Linked DNA regions of Homo sapiens: region 2 is linked to region 1. Evidence: read pairs that join two places in POLR2A ChIA-PET (ENCODE). Cell type or tissue: MCF 10A. All regions are shown on one strand. Each heading gives the region's core, and the rest is flanking DNA. Links, peaks and the distances in the headings are about the cores only.

The links. Peaks named below come from ENCODE experiments on the same cell type or tissue, not always from the same donor. Only the 100,000 strongest peaks of a DNase experiment are listed, where the experiment ranks them.
Region 2: POLR2A ChIA-PET joins it to region 1 with 7 read pairs; 4 of 35 experiments call an interaction of 5 or more read pairs at or near these places.

The regions. Positions count from the first base shown.
Region 1 is chr11:35,921,868-35,933,141 of GRCh38, forward strand. No RefSeq gene overlaps it. Among named protein-coding and RNA genes, the nearest start is that of LDLRAD3, 17 kb to the right of the region's middle. In MCF 10A, for the core only: no CTCF peak of the experiment used is centred there; a DNase peak (open chromatin) is centred at 6,054.
Region 2 is chr11:35,867,054-35,878,327 of GRCh38, forward strand. No RefSeq gene overlaps it. Among named protein-coding and RNA genes, the nearest start is that of LDLRAD3, 71 kb to the right of the region's middle. In MCF 10A, for the core only: no CTCF peak of the experiment used is centred there; no DNase peak of the experiment used is centred there.

The DNA of each region.
Region 1 (11,274 bases), core at 4,152-9,151:
CCTGTAGTCCCAGCTACTCGTGAGGCTGAGACAGGATGATTGCTTGAACCCGGGAGGCGGTGGTTGCAGTGATACAAGATCACACCAGTGTACTCCAACCTAGGCAACAGGGCGAGACTCCGTCTCAAAAAAAAAAAAGAAAAGAAAAGATAAAAAAAAAAGAAATTCTACAGTCTCAAAAAAAAAAAAAAGTTATGCAAGGCATGTACACTAAGAGGTAGGACTCTTAGAATTCTGGCTACCACAACATGCAATTAATTTTGAAAATTGTCCCTACTATTTCCCCTCAAGCCAGTTTTTGCATCTCTTCAACAAATTTGTCAGCTTTCTTGTTTTTGTTTGTTTGTTTGTTTGTTTTGGTGGTTTTTTTGGTTTTGTTTGAAACAAGGTTTCACTCTGTTGCCCAGGCCAGAGTGCAGTGGTGTGATCATAGTTGCAGTTGCTCACTGCAACTTTGAACTCCTGGGCTCAAGAGATCCTCCCCCTTCAGCCTCATCTAGGCATTACGGCCACCAACCACCAAGCCCAACTAATTTTTAAATTTTTGGTAGAGATGGGATCTAACTATGTTGCCCAGGCTGTTCTCACACTCTTGGGCTCAAGCAGTCCTCCTCCCTGGGCCTCCTGAAGTGTTGGGATGACAGGTGTGAGCCACCACACTCAGCTGTCGGCACTCTTGATTGCCCATATGTGTATCCACTCTTTGATTTCCTTTGAACCTGTTATAACGTCTTACTGTTTTCCTCATTAATTAATGAGTGAAATAAAATATTTGACATGTGTTCACTTTCTGTTTGTATGAGTCATGGTTTTACTTTTTAAAGTATTCTATTTTACATCAACTTTTATATTAATATTTATTGCATAATTTTTCTTAAAAATGATGGATATGTTACTTACTTTTACATGTGCAACCAAAGGGCTGTTTCCCTTTTCTAGAACTTCTAGCTCTTGAAACCTAATATTATTTGCTTCTGTGAAAATATAATGTTTCTGGCTTTTACTAGCCTCATTTTAAGCGGCCTAATCCTGGGACATAGCAGTAGAACTACCATTACCTTAGCGTTAGAGAGGAGCAAACAACAACCCACCTCACCACCCCTAGATTAATTTCCTTCCTTATGAACAAAAAATATCAAAGGGCCCTGCTGACATTTTCTTCTAGAATCTTGGGATTCCAGGATTTTGCTACTGGAAAGGGCAGAGGATTTTTCTCCTCTCTATGCTCAAAATAACGCACTTTTCTGATCACTAACAATGCCTTTGTGGAAACAAATATCAATGAAAATTAGATGTTATCTTCCTGTGCCTAGCGTGGTGCCTGGTACATAGTAGGTCTTCAGGAGATGTTAGGTCTCTGCTTCCTTTCCAGCCATACTGTGAAGGGTGAAAATAGAAGAGGCATAAAGAGGCTTCTGGGTTCCTGCCTCTATCCTGGCATCAAGCTCATTGGCGGCAGGGCCAGTCTTTCACAAGTGAGTATAGCACCTATGTAGCACACTCCTGATCACTTCCACGAGCAAAGAAAAATCTTGGTCTTGCCAGAGAGGCAAATGAAAGATTAATGCCAGTTAAATAATATATAATAGTAAGATCATTATCCTGTCCTCTCCCAGTCAACTAACTTTGTAATGTGTTAACACTTATGGGGTATACAAAATCAAACTCCATAAACTGTTGTAAAGTGGAAGGAACGATGCTGATTAGTCTGGCGGCACACAAGGACACAAGAATTGTTCTTTGTTTCCCTTTTTCGAGTGAGGAGCCAAGCTGACATTCTGGACAATCATGACAAAACAAATTTCCTGTCCAAGTTTAACAGGAAGCATCCAATCTTTACAACTCGTGCTTCCCATTACACACCCCCATGCTAACTTTCTCACAAGTTTCCTCTACCTTTAAAAGCAAAGGCTGTAATGTCATAGTTTTGTCTTCAAAGCCATCAGCAAATATTGGTCATGTTTCATCAAATTGTGTCCTGGAGAGACAGAAAACCCACATGACTCCCTTTTTCCATTTCTTCTTACTGCGTGGTAAGAATGAAACAACAAACTATTATAGAAAAAGCCTTAAAGAAGGGACTTAAGATGGAGATAGGGAAAGGTATGGTTTGCAGCGTAAAAGTAGAAAAGACAATCAAGTGTGAGCAGTGCACGTTTTTGAAATTGCTTCTGAAACCACTATTATAGGTTACATTGTCAGCAGGCTGTATTGATTATTTTTAGGTAATATATTTGTAGAATCTCTGCTAATGGACACTTCAGGATCATCTTTTGCATTTAATGTATCTAATACCCATTGATCAGGTCATTGGCTTATTGGTTATCTACTTTGCTGCCCAATGATTCTCTATAATTGTTTTCTTCACTACCCATTTCTATTCCAGGAGCAGCTTCTATTGTGTCCCATTACACTAATGGAAATTATTGACATGGAAATTAGTAGGTGCTGAGCTTAAGAATTCTATGATACACACATTGCATTTCTTTAAGTTGTCGATGTTCTTGTATAATTAGCAGTAAATATTGACATGGTGAAATTAGTGAATTTAATTCAAAGCAAAAGAACAAGAAACATCTTTAAAAAGGAAACACCAAATATTTTGCATAGCTATGTATACTTTAGTAAAAATAAATATAGCAAGTTTGGCATTTATGTTTAACATTGTTTAGCATCCTGAGTTAAAAGACAAGAGTGTTTTTGATTCTTGTTGCTATAAGCATGCTCATGTTATAGATGGAAAAGTTAGCCTCAGGGTGGCTAACATCTGTGTTATATTGTCCAATATGTTAGCCACTAGCTACATGTGGCTGTTGAGCACTTGAAATACAGCCAGTCTAAAGGGAGATGTGTTATAATTATAAAAGGCACACCAAATGCTGAAGACTTAGCATGAAAAAAGGATTGTAAAATAGCTCATTAATTTTTTAATTGATTATAGGTTGGAATAATATTTTGAATAGTCAGTCATAAAATATATTATTGAAATTAATTTCACCCTCTTTCTTTTTCCTTATTTTAATGTGACTACTAGAAAAAACTAAATTATATATGTTGTTCACATTATATTTCCATTGGACAGCACTGGTCTAGCACAAGTCCTAAGTGGGTAGTGTCTAGCGCTTCACTGTGCCATATGGTAGCAACTAGTCTCATGTGATAATTATATTTAAATGCAAATTATTTAAAGATGATACTTCTAAAATTCAGTTCCTCAGTTGTGCTAGTCACATTTCAAGTGCTATTGCTGTATGGCTGGGAGCTACCAGACTGGACAACACAGATAGAGAAGCCTCATAGCATCCCAGAAAGTTGCATTGAAATGTGCTGATCAAGGGCAGGAGTTCAAGACCAGCCTGGTCAACATGGTGAAAACCTGTCTCTACTAAAAATACAAACATGAGCTGGGTGTGGTGGTGTGCACCTGTAATCATAGCTACTTGGGAGGCTGAGGCAGGAGAATCGCTTGAACCCAGGAGGTGGAGATTGCAGTGAGCCGAGATTGCGCCACTGCTCTCCAGCCTGGAGACAGAGTGAGACTCCATCTCAACAAATAAAAACAAAAAAGGAAAAGTGCTGGTCCAGCACATCACTAAGCAAGCATTAAAATTGAGAATGCCTAGTCTGGGCGCAGTGGCTCATGCCTTTAATCCCAGCACTTTGGGATGCCGAGGCGGGTGGATCACGAGGTCAGGAGTTCGAGACCAGCCTGGCCAATATGGTGAAACTCCGTCTCTACTAAAAATACAAACAATTAGCCGCGCGTGGTGGTAGGTGCCTGTAATCCCAGGTATTCAGGAGGCTGAGGCAGGGGAATCGCTTGAACCCGGGAAGTGGAGGTTGCAGTGAGCCAAGATCTTGCCATTGTACTCCAGCCAGGGTGACAGTGTGAGACTACATCTCAAAAAAAAAAAAAAAAAAAAATCCCTGAGAATTCCTCAATTCCTCTCTGCTAAGCCATTGTCCATGGAGACTGTAATGAAATGCCATGAAAATAAAAGTGTCATATTAAAGGTAAAACTGTGCAAATAGTGATAACGCATAGTTGGCAATGATAGTTATTAAACCAGGTGTTCGTCCTTGGAAAGTCTAATCTCTAAGCACTGCTCAGAATATAGCTTCAGAGATGGTATTTATCCATTGGGGTGACCACTTAATTTTGAGGGACAGAAAAGATGCAAATTAGGCAGATAAAACTGGAAACACATATAGCATTTTAATAAGTTGTAGTGAACAAGAGCTTCCATTTTGGCTCTAATCTCTTTGAAGGGGCTTGGAAGTTAGACGACAAAGCAAGGCCTGTGGTCCCCCAGCCAGACAATGCCAGTGTTCCTTCCTCTGTGCCCTGCTGCCTGGAGGTTAAGAGAGTAGTGACAACGGTATGTTTGTTTAGAGGATTGGGGGCTGCACGGTGGGGAAGTCACAGATTTTAAAGTAAGCACTTAAGGGGAAATTTCTATAAAGCCAAGTGTCAAAATTATTCCTAAACCTAAACCCTCAGAATCAGAAACCAAAATTAACGTCATCAGCTTCTCTTTGCTTTTGGCTGTGACCTTTTTGTACCCCAGCGCCATAGAAGGCCCAGGTGTCATCAGAAGAATAAGAAAAGTAGATAATAGGAGTTAAAAAAAAGAACTGGAGTCTTATTTTCTTTCTTCGGCACACTCTCCTTTTCGTGGTGGGAATGGGGGTGTGTGTCCGAACATGTTTATTTAAATGTACATTTGGGCCAGGCACGGTGGCTCACGCCTGTAATCCCAGCACTTTGGGAGGCCGAGGTGGGTGGATCAGGAGGTCAGGAGATCGAGACCATCCTGGCTAACACAGTGAAACCCCATCTCTACTAAAAATACAAAAAATTAACCAGGTGTGGTGGCAGGTGCCTGTAGACCCAGCTACTCGAGAAGCTGAGGCAGGAGAATCCCTTGAACCCAGGAGGCAGAGGTTGCAGTGAGCAGAGATCGCGCCACTGCACTCCAGCCTGGGCGACGGAGCAAGACTCCAGCCTGACTGACGGAGTGAGACTCCATCTCAAAAAAAAAAAAAAGTACATTTGATGGAACCACTCCGTCGTTTGGTTATGTTTATTGTGTTTGTCTAGAAGTGAAGGTTATCAGGGAAATTATCCCTTCTTGAATGCCTGCATGTTATTATTCTCTCCAGTGTTCAGAGGAGGAAACTGAGTCTTCTAATGATAAAGTTCGTTGTCCAGCGTCACCAGCTGGTTAGTAGCTAAACCAGGATTTAAACCCAGGTTTTCCCTGAAGCCGAGCTCTGTTTTACACCAAAATAGCTCTTCTGGGCACCAAGGCAGGCACAACGGAGTTCCCTGCTGCCAGCATTAATGTGGGTATAAATGAGTTAACACTGAACACTGCTTCTGGGGCATGCGATGTAGCCGATTAGATTCTCCGCGGACTCTGAGTCCAGAGGCTAGGAGTCTTTGTTTTGTCACTGATAAATGATCTGCGGGCTCTTAATCCTGATTCTATATTCCTCATTTGTAAAGCTGTTGGCATATTTGCACTGAGCAGATCGCTCTCTCTGCCAGCTTAGCTTCACGTGGCAATTTGGGATTTTTTTTTTTCTTTAAGATTTTATAACGCCGAGAGTAAAATGGGAATGTTTTCATAAATGCTTAAGCATCTTTAGTGAAGCTAATTTATAGAATTTAAATGTTCCTCTCCGGCAGTTTTAAACTCAAATTTCTCAGCGGTGGTTGGGGGGTTGGGGCCAAGAAACAGGAAACTGCTCTGTTTCACTGTTCATACTCAACAATAAAAAATTAAACGGCCTAAAAAGTGCAAGCTAGAGAGAATTTTTTTCAGACGTACCCTCCTCTGAATTGGAGTGATGGTGATAAAGGCAAAAATGGGATTCTTCTCTTTTCCGGGTCCCCCGGCCCTCCTTGGCAGGGGCCTGGCGGCCACACCTTAAATTTCTGGGGTGACTCAGCCCCTGTGGCACAGTGCTAGGCATGACACCCAGCACCTTACTCAAGTCACCTTTGCCAGCGGCTTGCCTCCCAGCCCCTCCCTTGGGAGCATGCTTTGGCAATGGCGTGACTGGGTGATGAAGAACCTAAACTGGATTGTGCAACCTTGCGAGGTTGTGTAACCACCACGGCTGCACTTATTGCACAGTCGGCTAGAGAGCTTAGCGCACAGCCAGAGTCTGCAGTGAGGTTCCCATGGTAAGATTTTTTTGGGAGCCACTTTCTGCTTCTATTTTACATCCCGTCCTTGTTTTAGCACCTGTTTTTGTTGCCAGAAGATGAGATGGCATGAAGTCTGTCTTCCTCTCTCTTCTTATATGGAACCAGGTGGTGTATACATAAGTAGATATTTAATATATCAAAAGGGGAGGCCTTTCTCCTCACTTCTCGTTTATGGCTTTGGGAGTTCAAAAGCCTCCTTTTTTCTCTCAGCCCTAACCAAACACAAAAGATACTCAATTTTCTCTCTGGATGTGCTGATTCAGCTTTTTTTTTTTTTTTTTTTTTTTAACTGTGCATAGTGGACACCCTCCTAGCCTTCAGCTCAAGAGATTGCGGACTGTATAATAATAGAAGTAATATGGCCGGACTCGGTGGTTCACGCCTGTAATCCCAGCACTTTGGGAGGCCGAGGTGGGCAGATCACGAGGTCAGGAGATTGAGATCATCCTGGCTATCACGGTGAAACCCCGTCTCTACTAAAAAAATACAAAACCATTAGCCGGGCATGGTGGCGGGCGCCTGTAGTCCCAGCTACTCAGGAGGCTGAAGCAGGAGAATCACTCAAACCCAGGAGGCGGAGGTTGCAGTGAGCTTAGATCGTGCCACTGCACTCCAGCCTGGGCGACAGAGTGAGGCTCCACCTCAAAAAATAATAATAATAATAATAGAAGTAATAATGGAAGTAATATAACAGCTAACATTTAATAAGTGCTTATGCTGTGCCCAGTGCCATATAATAGATACCTATCCCTTAATTCTCACAATCCTGAGATAAGTGTTATAATCATCTTCCCATTTTACTGGTGAGAAAACTGAGGCTCAGAAAGATTCTGTAATTTATCCAAGGCCACACTGTTTGTAAGTGGCATGACAAGGCGAGCACCCTGGTCCATGTCATGCGTATCTCACGTGTCTCGCTGAGCAGAAGCTCAGCTTTCCAGATTGCCTATGGTGGAAAGGAAAGACATTCCTTAGGCTAGCCTCTAGGCTAACAAGGTTTATCTCATTACATTAAATAACCGTATACTTGAAAATCATTCTTAGTCCAGGATAAGGTAGGCTACACTGCAGCAATCAACCCAAAGTATTAGTGGCTTAGCATAGCAAAGGTTTATTGCGGACTCTTGCAAAATCTAATGTGAAAGTCCAGGCTGGATGGAAGGGCATGTGTTGATGTTTCAGCTGATGGTCCCAGCTGAGTCCAGCCTCAGAGTTGTCCCGTCCCAGACCCCAGGCATATGAGGGAAGAAGTTTCCAGGCAATTTCTTTTTCTTTATTTTTTTTCTTTTGAGATGGAGTTTCACTCTTGTTGCCCAGGCTGGAGTGCAGTGGTGTGATTTCAGCTCACTGCAACCTCCACCTCCTGGGTTCAAGTGATTCTCCTGCTTCAGTCTCCCGAGTAGCTGGCATTACAGGCGTGCGCCACCATGCCTGGCTAATTTTTTGTATTTTTAGCAGAGACGGGGTTTCATCATGTTGGCCAGGTTGGTCTTGAACTCCTGACCTCAGATAATCCACCTGCTTCGGCCTCCCAGAGTGCTGGGATTACATGCATGAGCCACCGCACCCAGCCTTTCCAGGCTATTTTTGCTTCTAACATTTCAAGTCACCTGCAGCTATTCATGTTGTTATGGGCTGTTTGTGTACCCCCAAAATGCATATGTCAGACCCCTAATCCCCAAAATGATAGTATTTGGAGATGGGACCTTTAAGAGGTGATTAGGGTTAGATAAGGCCATGACGGGGTGTAGGGGAGACCCGGTTTGATAAAATCAGTGTCTTAATGAGAAGAGACAGCAAAGAGCTCCTTCCTCTCTCTCAACTGTATGAGGACAGAGTAAGAAGGGGGCCCCCTGTAAGCCAGAAGGAGAGCCCTCGCCAGAAACCAAATGGGCTGCCACCTTGATCATGAACTTCCCAGGAGCCAGAACAGTAAGAAAATAAATTTCTGTTGTTTAAGCCACCCATTCTATGACAGCCATAGTTAGGGCAGCCAGGCCAGGCCAGGCATGGTGGCTCACACCTGTAATCTCAGCACTTTGGGAGCCTGAGGTGAAAGGATCACATCAACCCAGGATTTCAAGGCAGCCCAGGCAACAGAGTGGGACACCCACCTATACAGAATATAATAATAATAATTAGCCGGGTGTTGTGGCACACACCTGTAGTCCCATCTACTCGGAAGGCTGAGGCAGGGGGATCACTGGGGATCACTTGAGGCCGGGAGGTCAAGGCTTCAGTGAGCCATGATAGTGCCACTCACTGTACTCTAGCCTGGGTGACAAGAGTGAGACCCTGTCTTAAATAAAATATGTAAATCAATAAGTCAATAACAACATAGTTATGGCAGCAAAAGCAGAGTAATACACACATTTTTTTCCCAGCTGAGGCTCCAGATATCATGGAATTAGACAAGACATCCCACTTTGTCCTGTTGGAACTCCTGGCCCACAGAATGCATGAGCCTATTACAATGGTTGCTGTTTTGAGGATGGTTATTTATGAAACCACAGATAACCTACACACACAATAGATTTGCACACACCACAGGCTATAACTTTCATTCATTCAACAAATATTTACTGAACACATATTAGGAGCCAGACACTATTCTGAGCATGTATCAGTGAACAGAACAGGTAAAGACCTGTCCTCCTACTGCTTATATTGTGTAGGGATAAAAATTGCTGTTTTTAAAAATAATCATTTTAAGTATATTTTTCTAGTTACAAAAGTAACACTTGCTCATTCAATGCATTTGAGAAATACAAAAAGATACTTTGAAAACGCACAAAAAATAATCATTATGCAGAAATAATGCATTGCTAATATTATTTTATTATCTGACAATCACAGGCACACATAGATGAACAAACATACTCTTTAAACTGGAGTCACACTTTATATTCAGTTTTATATCCTGTTTTTATTTTTATTTTTATTTTTTTTATTTTTTTTTTTGAGACGGTGTCTCGCTCTGTCACCCAGGCTGGAGTGCAGTGGCGCAATCTCGGCTCACTGCAAGCTCCGCCTCCCGGGTTCACGCCATTCTCCTGCCTCAGCCTCCCGAGTAGCTGGAACTACAGGCGCCCGCCACTACGCCCGGCTAATTTTTTTTTTTTTTTGTATTTTTAGTAGAGACGGGGTTTCACCGTGGTCTCGATCTCCTGACCTCATGATCCACCCGCCTCGGCCTCCCAAAGTGCTGGGATTACAGGCGTGAGCCACCGCACCCGGCCTTTATATCCTGTTTTTATTTCACTTAGTTATTGCAGACCTTTTCTCATGTCATTGAAATATGATTTTTAATGGTTGCATATTGTTCCAGCCTGTAGCAATACGAATTATTTAACCATCCTGCAATTATTTTACATTTCAGTTGATTCCAATTTTGCACTGTGATAAGCAACGTCTTGAAGAACAACTTCGTACATGAATCTTCGGCTGCATCTCTGATTAGTTCCTTAGAATATAATCAGAGAAGTGGGATTACTGGTTCAAAGGATATGCAAATATTCAAGCTCTTCATAAATATTGTCAGATTACTTTCCAGAATGTTAGCTCCAATTTACATTCTCACCTGTATTTTATAAGATGCCTCTCTGGTATTCTTGCCAATATTCAGTATTAGAGTGTTCGTAATCTTTGCCAATTTGTTGCATTAAAGAATGGTATTTCATTTTAAGACTGGTTGACTGCCTAGGTCGCTCAATAATTATTGGGATTTGCCTAAATCTGAGTATTTAAACCCTAGCTCTGGCGCCTTCTAAGAAAATACATAACCTCTCTAAGCCTCAGGTTTCTTTGTCTACCAAATGGTAACATTTATCCTGACTTCTTAAGTTATTGTGTGGATTAAATATGTTCAAGTTTATAAAGTGTTTAACACCGAGCCTGTCAAATGGTAGCTATTATCACAGGTGTGACAATTTAGAAATTATCAACACATGAATAATTCCAAACTTTGCTCTTTCCTGTGTGTGTTAAAGAAGATCCTGATTTTGCTTAATCATATTGCTCTTCCTTCTCTCTCCTTTGAAGGAGAAGCTTGCCATGCTTTGGGGCTTTGTGAATTAGAATTAGGTGGAATGAGAAAGAGAAGAACAGGAAGACACACTGACCATTGACAGACCACCCAAAACCCAGTGGCTAACAACAAACGTTATTCTGCTGCACATGGGTCTGCTGTTGGCTACAGTTAGACTGACTGTGTCTGGGCTGGGCTCAGCTGGGTGGTTCTGCATCAGGCTGTGGGCTGACTGGATTGGATCCAAGCTGTGAATAGGTTCATGTCTGCCCCATGTATGCATGGTTTGGGACACATATGAATAGAGCAGAAAATACCCAGGGCATATTCTCATGGTAGATTACCAGAGCATAAGAGGTCAGACCAAAACCCACAAGCAAATTTAAGACCTCTGCGATGTTAGATCTGCTAATATTCCTTTGGCCAAAGCAAGTCACATGGCTTAGCCCAACATCGGTGGGCTGCAAAGTCTCTTCTTCCCACAGTGGGAGGTGGAAAGAAAGTGAATATTTGCTGAACAAAAGATCATAATAAATGTTTCCAGAAATTTGCAGGAAGAGGCTACATACACTACAGTGTAAGAAAACTGAGAAAAGTGATTATGAAATATGTTGGGTATGTGTAGGACTTTACAAATCAGGTTCCTCTTAATTTCTGGAAGACTCCAATTAAAAACTTCATGTAAGTTATTTTTTGTCCGTTTAGACTGGAATTTATTAGAGACGACTTCCCCTCAGGACTGATCTTATGGTGTAATGACTTCGATAGGGTTATGTAATGGAAACCATATTATCTTTTTGATTGCCACAACCCTTCACAGTTCTTCCTCTTTGGGTATGTTAGATCTTTCAAACATATCCTAATGGTTCTCTTTTTTTTTTTTTCTTCTCCGAGAAGAAAAATTATGGGTGTCAGCTTCCTGATTGTGATTTACCAACTAGAGGCACAGTCTCTGCAGGAAATATGTCAGCTGTCTCATTCCTATCTTATTTAAAGTAGGACAGACACCAAGCTTGAGAAAACTTGGACA
Region 2 (11,274 bases), core at 4,056-9,055, 55 kb before region 1:
AGGTAGAAGATGCCTACTACACACAGGGTTTACATTCTGAAAAGTTGGACTGTCAAATATGCTGCCCCTACCTGGGTCCCATAAAGCTACAGCCAAACCTAAACCACCCCACCCCAGGCAGGAGGCTGTAGGGTTCTAATCAGCCCAGAAAATTGGCTTAAAAATATGAACAACAAGGAGTCCCAAGTGAAACAGCCAGGTCCCTCTCAGTCAGCCTGTAGTGAAGAGTTCACCAGCTGCTAAGCCACACTAACAAGCAAAGAAATTCCAATCAGCAGTTTAGAGCCTCTCTCCTAGATGTTCATCAGATATTGAGGGACTGATTTTGACACAGAAGATAGAGACTAAAAATAACAATCAGAGCAAAAGAAAGAGAGAAAGAGATGAGAAAAGGAAGGAAGAAAGGAGGGAGGGAGGGAAGAAGGAAATAACTCTGACACAATTAATACAAAGCAGGGGCAAAATAATACTGGCCAACATACTGAAACCCTGTCTGTACTAAAAATACAAAAATTAGCCATGCATGGTGGCACGCACCTATAGTCCCAGCTATTCAGGAGGCTGAGCCAGAAGAATTGCTTGAACCTGGGAGGCGGAGGTTGTAGTGGGCCAAGGTCACCCCACTGTACTTTACCGTGGGCAACAGAGCGAGACTTCGTCTCAAAAAAAATAAAATATGGGCCTGGTGAGGTGGCTCACACCTGTAATCCCAGCACTTTGGGAGGCCGAGGCAGGTGGAACACGAGGTCAGGAAATCGAGACCATCCTGGCTAACACAGTGAAACCCCATCTCTACTAAAAATACAAAAAATTAGCTGGGTGTGGTCGTGGGCACCTGTAGTCCCAGCTACTTGGGAGGCTGAGGCAGGAGAATGGCATGAACCCGGGAGGCGGAGCTTGCAGTGAGCCAAGATCACTTTACTGCACTCCAGACTGGGCGAAAGTGCAAGACTCTGTCTCAAAAAAAAAAAAAAAAATATATATATATATGATTAGTAGTCATGATGAGAGAAGATATTGCAACTATGAAATAAGAATGAAGCTCATAAAAAGAGAAGAACAAGAAAGAACTCATAGAAATAAAAAATGTGAGAGCCAAAATAAAAATGCAACAGATGGATGACAAGATACAGCTGAGGACATCCCCCAGAAACTGTAACATTACAACAGAAATGGAAAATGAAATAAAGTGAGAAGATCTGTCTGGAGATCCAAAGTCTAAATAACCAAGAGAGACAATGGAGGAGGGGAAACATCAAAGAACAAAAGAGAAGAACTTTAATGAATGGAGGAATCTAAGTTTCTAGATTAAGGAGGCCTTCAAAGAGCCTAGCATAATGTAGGAATTCTCAAATCAAAGTCTGTCATTCCAAAACTTTAGGTCACCAGAAATGAATAAAAGCTCTCAGGGAAAAATAGAGATTAAAATGTCGTCAAATTAGAAGATGACACAACAGTGCTTTTAAAATTCAGAAGGAAAATTATTTCTAACTTTGAATTCTTTAGCCTGCCAAACCATCAGTCAGAAGTGAATATAGAATAGAGACATTTTTAGAAAATGCAGGGTCTTAAAGAATTACCTCCCATATACCTTTCTAAAAAAGTTACTGAAGGATATGCTCCATCAAAATGAAGGAGTAAACTGAAGAAAAGGAACACGATCAACTGGTAATCCAGCACAGGGGAATGAAGGAGTAAACTGAAGAAAAGGAACACGATCAACTGGTAATCCAGCACAGGGGAGAAGAGACAGGGAATTTTCAGGAGGATGGAAAAGAAAAGTCCAGGAAAACAGCTGTACAGCAATTCAAAAGCAAAACTAATCCAGAGTAGAGCAGGAGAAGAGAGATATCTAGAAAGTGTCTCTGGGGATAAAAAATAAAAGTGGTAGATTATCTGACATGCTTTGTTATGTAGAGAGGCATTCTATAGCTGTACAAATATTTCACCAGAAATTTGACAAACACCAAACTTTTCTTAAAAAACAATTAAGTACAAGAAAAATAAAACATTCTGTAATTACCTCATATAAGGACTCTTAAAATTTCCTCTCCATAATATATCTTGAAAAATTATTCCACTTTTCAGACAACTATTATTTGTCTTTTATTTTTGTTTTGGGGATAAGTTTTTACCCAGAAGCACACTACATATATGTGCTGCAAGACATGATAATTTGACATTACAATTTCAGGCAATGACATACCTACCAACTGATTCAACATTTCCATTCATAGACTAGCATACTGGGCAAATTTGAGTTACTTGCCGCATATGGATGAGCCCCAAATGCTTTGTTATGCAAGGAGTGCCAAATAAGAAAGACTTTCTACAACACTTTAGTCTTTTGGGTGTGCATACTGTTTCCACGTTTTGAGGTATTCTCATATTTAGCTTTTATTTAGCCCTAAAGGTGTAGTTCCATACTGTTTTTAAGTGCAGCTTGAGCAAATGATAACTATGACCCCAAAAAGTTGATGAATACAATGGTGCAACAAGAACCTACCTTCCAGAGAATGACTCCCTCTTCCATCAGACACTCAAGTCTACTCCTCCTCCTTTGGTGAATAAAGTAAGTCTTTACTATATCAACTCATTATGTATTATTTATTTAAGCTTGTTTTTATTGTTCAATTGATATTTTTCCTATCTGTGAAAGTTGAGCATCTTCGGTTGGGATACATTAATACTTTCCCCTGTTAATATTCATACAGTTTTTTTTTTTTTTTTTTTTTTTTTCCATTTAACAGGTCTTCACTTAGTGGCAGGGTTTTCAGGGTCAAATTAAAGTCCTTAAAAGAAATATGTGTCATGAAAGGAAATGTAATTACACAACCTGGATCAGCAATGAATAATACATGGTCCAACAAATACGAATTGAATAAAAATAAGAATTGGGCCGGGCGTGGTATAAGTGACTTAAGCCATGTCGGGAAAATGAACAAAGAATTGTATTCAAAGGGTGTTGTAACATAATTGTCTTCATACTCCTTATTAGAAAGTCAATATGTAACATATAAATTTGAAATATCAAGAATAGCAATATAAACATGTTATTTAGAAAAATGGAAGTAAATACTTAAAAAAACATCTAAAGCATTGAATGTGCTTGCCTCTGGAAATGAGGACTAGGGTGAAGAGAGAGACAAGACACTGCTTTTCATTATGTTTTATAGGGCTGTTTGACTTTCTAAAGTAATAACTAATAAAAATTAAAATTACATTTAAAAAGGCAATAAATATTCATTGGAGAAAACTTGGAAAATAGAAAAATGGAAAGAGATAAAATAAAAGTCATTCATAACATATCTACCCAGAAAAGCTGCTGATGAAACAATTGTAGGCTAGTTTTGAGTTTTTCTACTATGCATACATACATACACATTTTTAAATAAAAGTGAGATCGTATTGTAAATATTGTTTTGCAACCTGCATTTTTTTCCTCAAGGTAATTGTGGTAAATTTTCCTGTGTTAATATTCATCTACTACATCGTTTTAATGGCTGTATATTCCCCATTATACAAATATACTATAATTTATTTAGTTCAACCCAATATTTACCATTAATTATTCAACCAGCATAATTATTCCACCAAACAAACGCAACTTTTGATTCTTTTGAAAAGATAGTAGAAAGGAATTTTCTCTATCCTTTGTTCAATTGTTGTCAATAGTTTCTATTTTGCTTTACTAGCAAGGCTGAGATATTTGACTTGCTCTGAGATTTTCCCCTGACAATTCACACTCTTTTTAAAATTCTCTCTCCCTTTAAAATTGTAAAAGGAATGTGTATGTGGTAAATAGATGTTCTTGCCTGATAGTGACCCTTTTCTCATCTTTAGGGAATAGCACCTTGGTTTTTCTTCCTGGAATCCCTCCTCCCTCTCAGGCAATGGCCCAGCCTATGTGGTTTGGGTGAAACCGAACCCACCTCTGGTCCAGGGTGACCATATGATCTCACCTGGTCGTTCAGCCTAATTCATCTTTTCAGGCTCCATAAATAGTTCAGGGATGGACGTATGGCCAGAAAGGATGCAACAGAGTCAACACCACAGCTTTCACTGGAAACTTTAGGGAAGAAGATTTCTCTTTCTTTTCACTGGGATGGCTGAGCTGATAAAAGTTTAAGTCTGAGGTGGCTGGTGACCATTTGCTACTGCAAAGGGAAAGCCTGCCTGAGGATTCAGCCAAAGAGGAAGAAAAATAACCAAGAGATTTAGAAAGGCAGAATCATGACGACACCTTTTGAGCACCTGGATCCAGCACTGCCCAATGCTCCCAGCCAGTGACAGGAACTAATACATTTTCTTTTTTCCTTAATCTCTTTTGAGTTGGGGTGCTGTCATCTGCAAGTGAGTATATGTGTTAATAATATGTACTCAAAGTCAAATAACTCAAACAGTATTGATAAAAAGTGAAAATTAAAACTTCCTCTTTTCTTCCCCAAATTCTCAGTCCAAACACCCCAGAGACAATCACTTCTCGGTTTCTTAACTATGCTTCCAAAATGTGTCTGTGCATTTACAAATATACCAATTTCCAATTTTTGAAATATGCAAACAGAATTATACTAACTATACTATCCTGTAACTTGTGTTTTTACTTTACCATGAGGAAAGAAGATACCTTGCCTTGCACAAATCTAGATGTTTACTTCATTTTTCCTAAGACTGTTTTTTTTCTTGAGATGAAGTCATGCTCTGTTGCCCAGGCTGGAGTGCAGTGGCATGATCTCAGCTCACTGCAACCTCTGCCTCCTGGGTTCAAGTGATTCTCCTACCTCAGCCTCCCAAGTGGCTGGGATTTCAGGCGTGCGCCACCATGCCTAGCTTTTTTTTTTTTTTTTTTTTTTTTTAAGTAGAGACATGATTTTACCACGTTGGCCAGGCTGGTCTTGAACTTCCAACCTCAAGTGATCTGCCTGCCTTGGCCTCCCAAAGTGCTGGGATTACAGGCGTGAGTCGCTGCACCCAGCCATTTTTCCTAAGACATTTACTTGCATGGCTTCATTTTGCAAAGGAGTGTATTGTATGGACATCCCATATTCTAACCAGTCTTGTACTGATGACCATTTAGGTTTACCCAGTTTTTCATCATTAAAAACAGGTTGTGATGGGCATCATTCTTTTATCGTTTTGTGCAGCAAATCCACAAAGCCAAAGAAGTTTATGCTTCTGGCGCCTCATTGCCCAGGCCCCTTCCAGGGAGCTTACATTTCATTTACTGTCACAGGATGCAGGTAAGTGCATGCCAGCCGCACAACGTAAGAGTGACGCCCAGTAATAGTACTACTGCCCCATGCTGACTTACAGGGGTCAAGATCCAAAGTTGCAGGACCCTGGGTCATGTCTCAGTAAAAACGTGCCGGAGGACAACAGGTACAGAATTATACAGAAGTGGAAGAGACCTGGTCTGAAATGTACAGAACAAGAAGCTAGTCTGGGGAAAGTTCCAATTGTCAGAGGTATGAAAAGGGTTTTGATTCTCACAAAAGTCTACCAGAAACAGAATAATTCAGCATGTACAACAAAAAATGTACCATATGGTTTTTTCTTTTTTGACAAGAATCAGGGAGAATAAAATTTATCAAGATCTCTTTGTAGGGCCAAATCTGCAGCAATACCACAACCAGCTAGTATATGTCTGTATGAAGTGGCACGTTTTCTCATCACGACTATCAATAATAAAGAACAGATTTCAATTTACTATGCCATAGGAAAGACTGAACTATCTTCCTACTCTCTTTATGAAAAGTGATATTTCACAATTGTTGTCATATGAATCAGAAGCAATCAAAGAGTATGCAGCCAAAAAGTGTAGGAAGGAAGGCATTGTAAAAGCACATGAAGCAGTAAATTAATAAGAATATTATGTTATTTTTCTGAACTTTGTGATTATGGTATTTGGCAGCTTTTTAAAATGTGTGACTTTTGTAGTTTATTCTCTCTTTGCAAATAAATATTCATTGTGTGCCTAACTTATGTGTGTAATTTTGTGTTTTTTAAAGAGGTTCTCTAAACTTCTCTGAAACTCAGGCTCTGCAAAACTTGCTTCTGCACCTTTGTAGAGGATGAACACACACGATCTGCAGTCAGACCTCCCAGCTTCAGATCTCAGCGGGGCCATCTGCTAGCTTTATAATGCTGGGCGGTTTACTCTGCCTTTCTATGCCTCAGTTTTCTCGTCTATGAAGTGGGGATAATAACCTCAGAGGGTTTTTTGTAGGATTAAATGAGTTAATACGTATAAAAAACCCAGAAGCTGGCCATCAGTAATCATCAATAACAACTACTTTTTTTTTTTTTTTTTTTTTTGAGATGGAGTCTCACTCTGTTGCCCAGGTGTGAGTGCAGTGGCGTGATCTTGGCTCACTGCAACCTCCACCTCCGGGGTTCAAGCGATTCTCCTGCCTCAGCCTCCCGAGTAGCTGGGATCGCAGGCACCCATCACCATGCCTGGCTAATTTTTGTATTTTTAGTAGAGACAGGGTTTCACCATGTTGGCCGGCTTGGTCTCAAACTCCTGACCTCAGATGATCCACCCGCCTTGGCCTTCCAAAGTGCAGGAATTACAGGCAGGAGCCACCATGACCGACCACAACTATGTTTATTTCTTATGCACATGTGCAGGTATTTCCGCAGGATGCTTTCCTAAAATTATAAGCCCTGGTACAAGGTACACACTTGATGAATTTTAATAGAGAATGCCAAATACTCTTCAGAAACCTGGGCCAACTTACCCCCACCCCACTGTATACATAGTGACATATCTCAGAACCGAGGAATCAGGAAGTCCATCCCGGGTGACTCTAAGGCTTGGGTTCTTACTTCATTCCTGAACATGTCCAGGTCAAGTTGGTTTGGTGGCTACTGGGAATTACAGACTCTGCTCCCAGCTGACACTCCTGTGAATTTTGGCAGCACCTTACATTTACGACATGCCTTACCTTTTATTGAGCACAGTGGCCCTGTAGGTTAGGCAGGTCAGGGCAGTGATTAATAATTTATGGAAGAAGAAATTATGTCTCACATCAGCAAGAGACCTATGCAAGGTTACTCCAACTGGTAAGTATTAGCTGGGGCAAAAGAAATTGCAGTTTTTGCCATTAAAAGTAATGGCAGGCCGGGCGCAGAGGCTCATGCCTATAATCCCAGCGCTTCAGGAGGCCGAGGCGGGTGGATCATCTGAAGTCAGGAGTTCGAGACCAGCCTGGCCAACATGGTGAAACCCTGTCTCTACTAAAAATACAAAAATTACCTGGGCATGGTGGCGGGTGCCTGTAATCCCAGCTACTTTGGAGGCTGAGGCAGGGGAATTGCTTGAACCCAGGAGGCAGAGGTTACAGTGAGCCAAGATTGCGCCATTGTACTCCACCCTGGGCAACTACAGCGAAACTCCGTCTCCACAAACAAAAAAAAAAAAAAAAAAAAAAAAAGTAATGGCAAAAACCACAATTACTTTTACCCCAACCTAACATGAAGGAGAGGACCAAGAACCCAGGGCTTCTGAAAACCTGGGGTGTATGTTTCCTTGTGGTACCTCGTTGCCTTTCAAAATTCTATTAAAATGAAACATATTTTTTTAAATGGCATATATTCACAATGGAATACACCCTTTACTCCAAGTCAGTAGTGAAAAGCAGGCATTAATGCTATATGATATACTAAAAGGGCACCTCTTAGAAAAACAAAGTTAATTGCAGCCTCTTGATTCAAATGAAATCCACTCTGTTTTAAACTTTCAATTATAGTAAGATAAAGCTGCAGAGAATGTGCTTTCCATCCTAATTTGAGACTTCAGATGGCAGCTCCTTTTGTACTTCTATCTTTAAAAAACTGCCTCCCCCCAGCCCCCAATCTTGTTATCTTCTCTTTGACTTGCCAAACAAATCTAGTTCAAAAAAATAGAACTGATTAAATGCCTAAGGGAAGGAAGTGAAGAGCTTAAAATCAGTCGAGTCTGTTACCACATGTTCGGGTTAATTTAACTTTGCTCACATGACAAATTAGAAAGGAAAAGGAAAATTTGCATACAAGGACAATTAAGAATAAACTAGAGGTGTCATTTGTCCCAAATTAGGACAGGATCCCATAATTTGTTTTTCCACCAGAAGAGTACTTTCTGGCAAGCAGAGACTACGGGGTGCACGCTTTTCTTCTCCGATGTCACGAGCAAGTGGGCGCTTCATCACAAAGGGAGGCTCAGCCCACAGTCAGCTGTGCCTCAGGCCTCCTCTTCAGCAAGCCAGGCTAACCACATGGTAGTGCTTCCATGCCCTAGCTGTTTAGCTTATGAAAAATGTGAACATGCCTAGGGTCTGTGAAAGTTCATCCAGGTCTAGTGGTAGATAGACAATAGGTAGATGGATGACTGATGGAAAGATTCATATGTAGATTAATCCATAGATAGACAGCAAGGGGATTTATTTTATATAACATGGTGGCTCCCAGGCCACCTTCTAGCCTGCCTACCCTGGTAATTTCCACACACTGTCTGTCCTCAAAGCTCTAAGAATACTCTAAAGACCCACTCTGTAAGTATAATAATGGGGATATATTTTTAATGTGCAGGACATAGTATTCAGTAGCCACTTTGTTATTCCAGCTGCCACAGGAAGTTTCTCTCACTCCTTAGCAAAGGATAGATTTATGCAATAGAAATGCCCAGTCTTGAATCATCCAGAGATTCACTTCTTAAAAGGAGCTTTACAGGCTGGTGCGGTAGCTCACACCTGTAATCCCAGCACTGTGGGAGGCCAAGGCGGACAGATCACGAGGTCAGGAGATCAAGACCATCTTGCTAAACATGGTGAAACCCCATCTCTACTAAAAATATTTTTTTAAAAAATTAGCCAGGCATGGTGGCACCCACCTGTAGTCCCAGCTACTCGGGAGGCTGAGGCAGAAGAATCGCTTGAACCTGGAAGGCAGAGGTTGCAGTGAGCGGAGATTGCAGCCTTGTACTCCAGCTTGGGTGATAGAGAGAGAGACTCCGTCTCAAAAAAAAAAAAAAAAAAAGGAGCTTTACAAGAGCTCAAAGGCCAACTAACCCAAAATAGGAACTGCCAAACTTCTTACCCCTCACTGGTGGACCCGAGGGAAACATACAGAGTGGGCTCTGAAGTTTTTGAGCATCTGGTTGTGGTGTCAGTGATGGTATTTTTTGTTTGCTTACTTTCCTGATAAGTAACAGAAATGAGATCTGGTTAATTTAATAAAAACAAAATGCAAGAATTTATCAAAAGGCTATATGATAGCATAGCAAATTCCAGGAAAAGCTAAGCCAACAGTAGGAACCCCAGTAGCTCTGGGAGTCTGGGTAGCAGAAACTAATAATGGGCAGTTACAGCAAAGGACTACCTTTGAGAAAAGTCTTTTCAAAGGATTTTCCTATCAGGTTGCTCCACCTGATTCCTAACTGGGTGAGAGCATCTGATTAGCTCAATGTTAAGCCAAGGCAGGGGATACAGGACGCAGGGACAGAAGCCTGTATACCTGATTCATACTACTGGGGGAGGACATCTGATTAGCAAGGACAGAAGCCTGTATACAGTGGTAAAGAAGGGATTCCCCAAAGACCAGCTGCTATTATATATATATATATTTAAAGGCCAAAGGGATGTGGGCAAGCAAAAGCAGCAGATATCCATCACAGTCTAGTTTCTGCCTGTAACCCAAAGAAAGAGGTGTGTTTTCTCACTTGGAGTTGGGCCCTTCCAAAGGTTTCTAACCCAAAGCATGAAATACCCAGTACTCTATTTCAGGAAACTAAAGATTGTACTCAGGAACAAAATTTCCCCATTCTTGACCTCACATGTCAAGGACAAGCTCACCTAAACCTTCAAAAGAGATAAGGGGTCCAGGGTATAGACAAGTGAACATCCAAGCACAAAGCAGTGTAGCAAGAGCTATGATAGGGAGGTGCAGAGTCCTACGGGAACACACGGCAGGACACCTGGCCTGACCTGGACTCAGAAAGAGTCAAGGAGGAGTTAAGTGAGAAGCTGGCAATCTACAAAGAAATGTCGGATGTCTGAAGGTAGGAAGAGGAGCAGGTGACACACTGGAGGAGGTGAACCTGGTCAGTCAGCCGGGAGCACATGGGGGTGGCAGTAGATTGAGCTATTGGCTCCAGTTCTTCACCACTCCCTGCAGCCTCAACTTTGCTGTGGCCAGGATGAGGAGAGCCTCTCTCCCCATTTACTCTGACTTGGCTGTGAGATCTGGTAGGTGTGTCTCTATGCCAATCCTAAGAGGCATTTTCATAGCTTAGGTCTTAGGTATTAGGCGTTCCATGTGCCTCCATAAGCCACTGCCATGAGGAGAACGTGCCCCAGCTAGCTTGATGGGCGAAGGAGGTTGAGAGACACATGGAGAAGGGCCACAGAAATGCAACTAGAAGTGGAGCCAGACCCAGTCTAGGTCACTCAAACCCCAATCGTGAAGGGCCCTTGTACCCCTGTTAAGTTGAACTTGATTCTAAGGGCAATGGACTCTATTGAGGTGTTTAGGAAGTAACACAACAGATCTGCTTTTTAAAAAGCTCACTCTGATTGGTCCACTAGTGGGGTGGGGAGACAGATTCCCTGAAGTTCACAACCTTACTTTTTCAATGTTTTTGGCTTACAAGCATATCTAATAATATAAGCATGCTTTTATTAATTAATGAAAGAAGAAATTGACATTGTATATTCATTATAAACTCAACTATATGCATAGAAAAAAATAGAACATATATAAATAGAAAAAACATATGTCTAAAGGTTTACAGTGATTATCTCTGGATGGGATTATGGTTATTTTCTATAATTGTATGATTTTCTACAGTGTCACAAGTCTTTTTATTATTCTGAAATAGGCTGAGTGCATTGGCACGTGCCTGTAATCCCAGCATTTTAAGAGTCTGAGGCTGGTGGATTGCTCGAGGCCAGGAGTTCAAGATCAGCCTGGGCAACATGGTGAAACCTCATTGATACGGTTAGGCTTTGTGTCCCTACCCAAATCTCATCTTGAATTGTAATCCCCGGGTGTTTAGGGAGAGACCTGGTGGGAAGTAATTAGATTATAGGGCAGTTTCCCACATGCTGTTCTCCTAATAGTGAACTCTCATGAGATCTGATGGTTTTATAAATGGTAGTTTTTCCTGCACTGACACAGGCATTCTCTCTCACCTGCCACCATGCCTCTTCCCCCACCACCATGATTGTAAGTTTCTTGAGGCCTCTCCAGCCATTCAGAACTGTGAGTCAATTAAACCTCTTTCTTTATAAATTA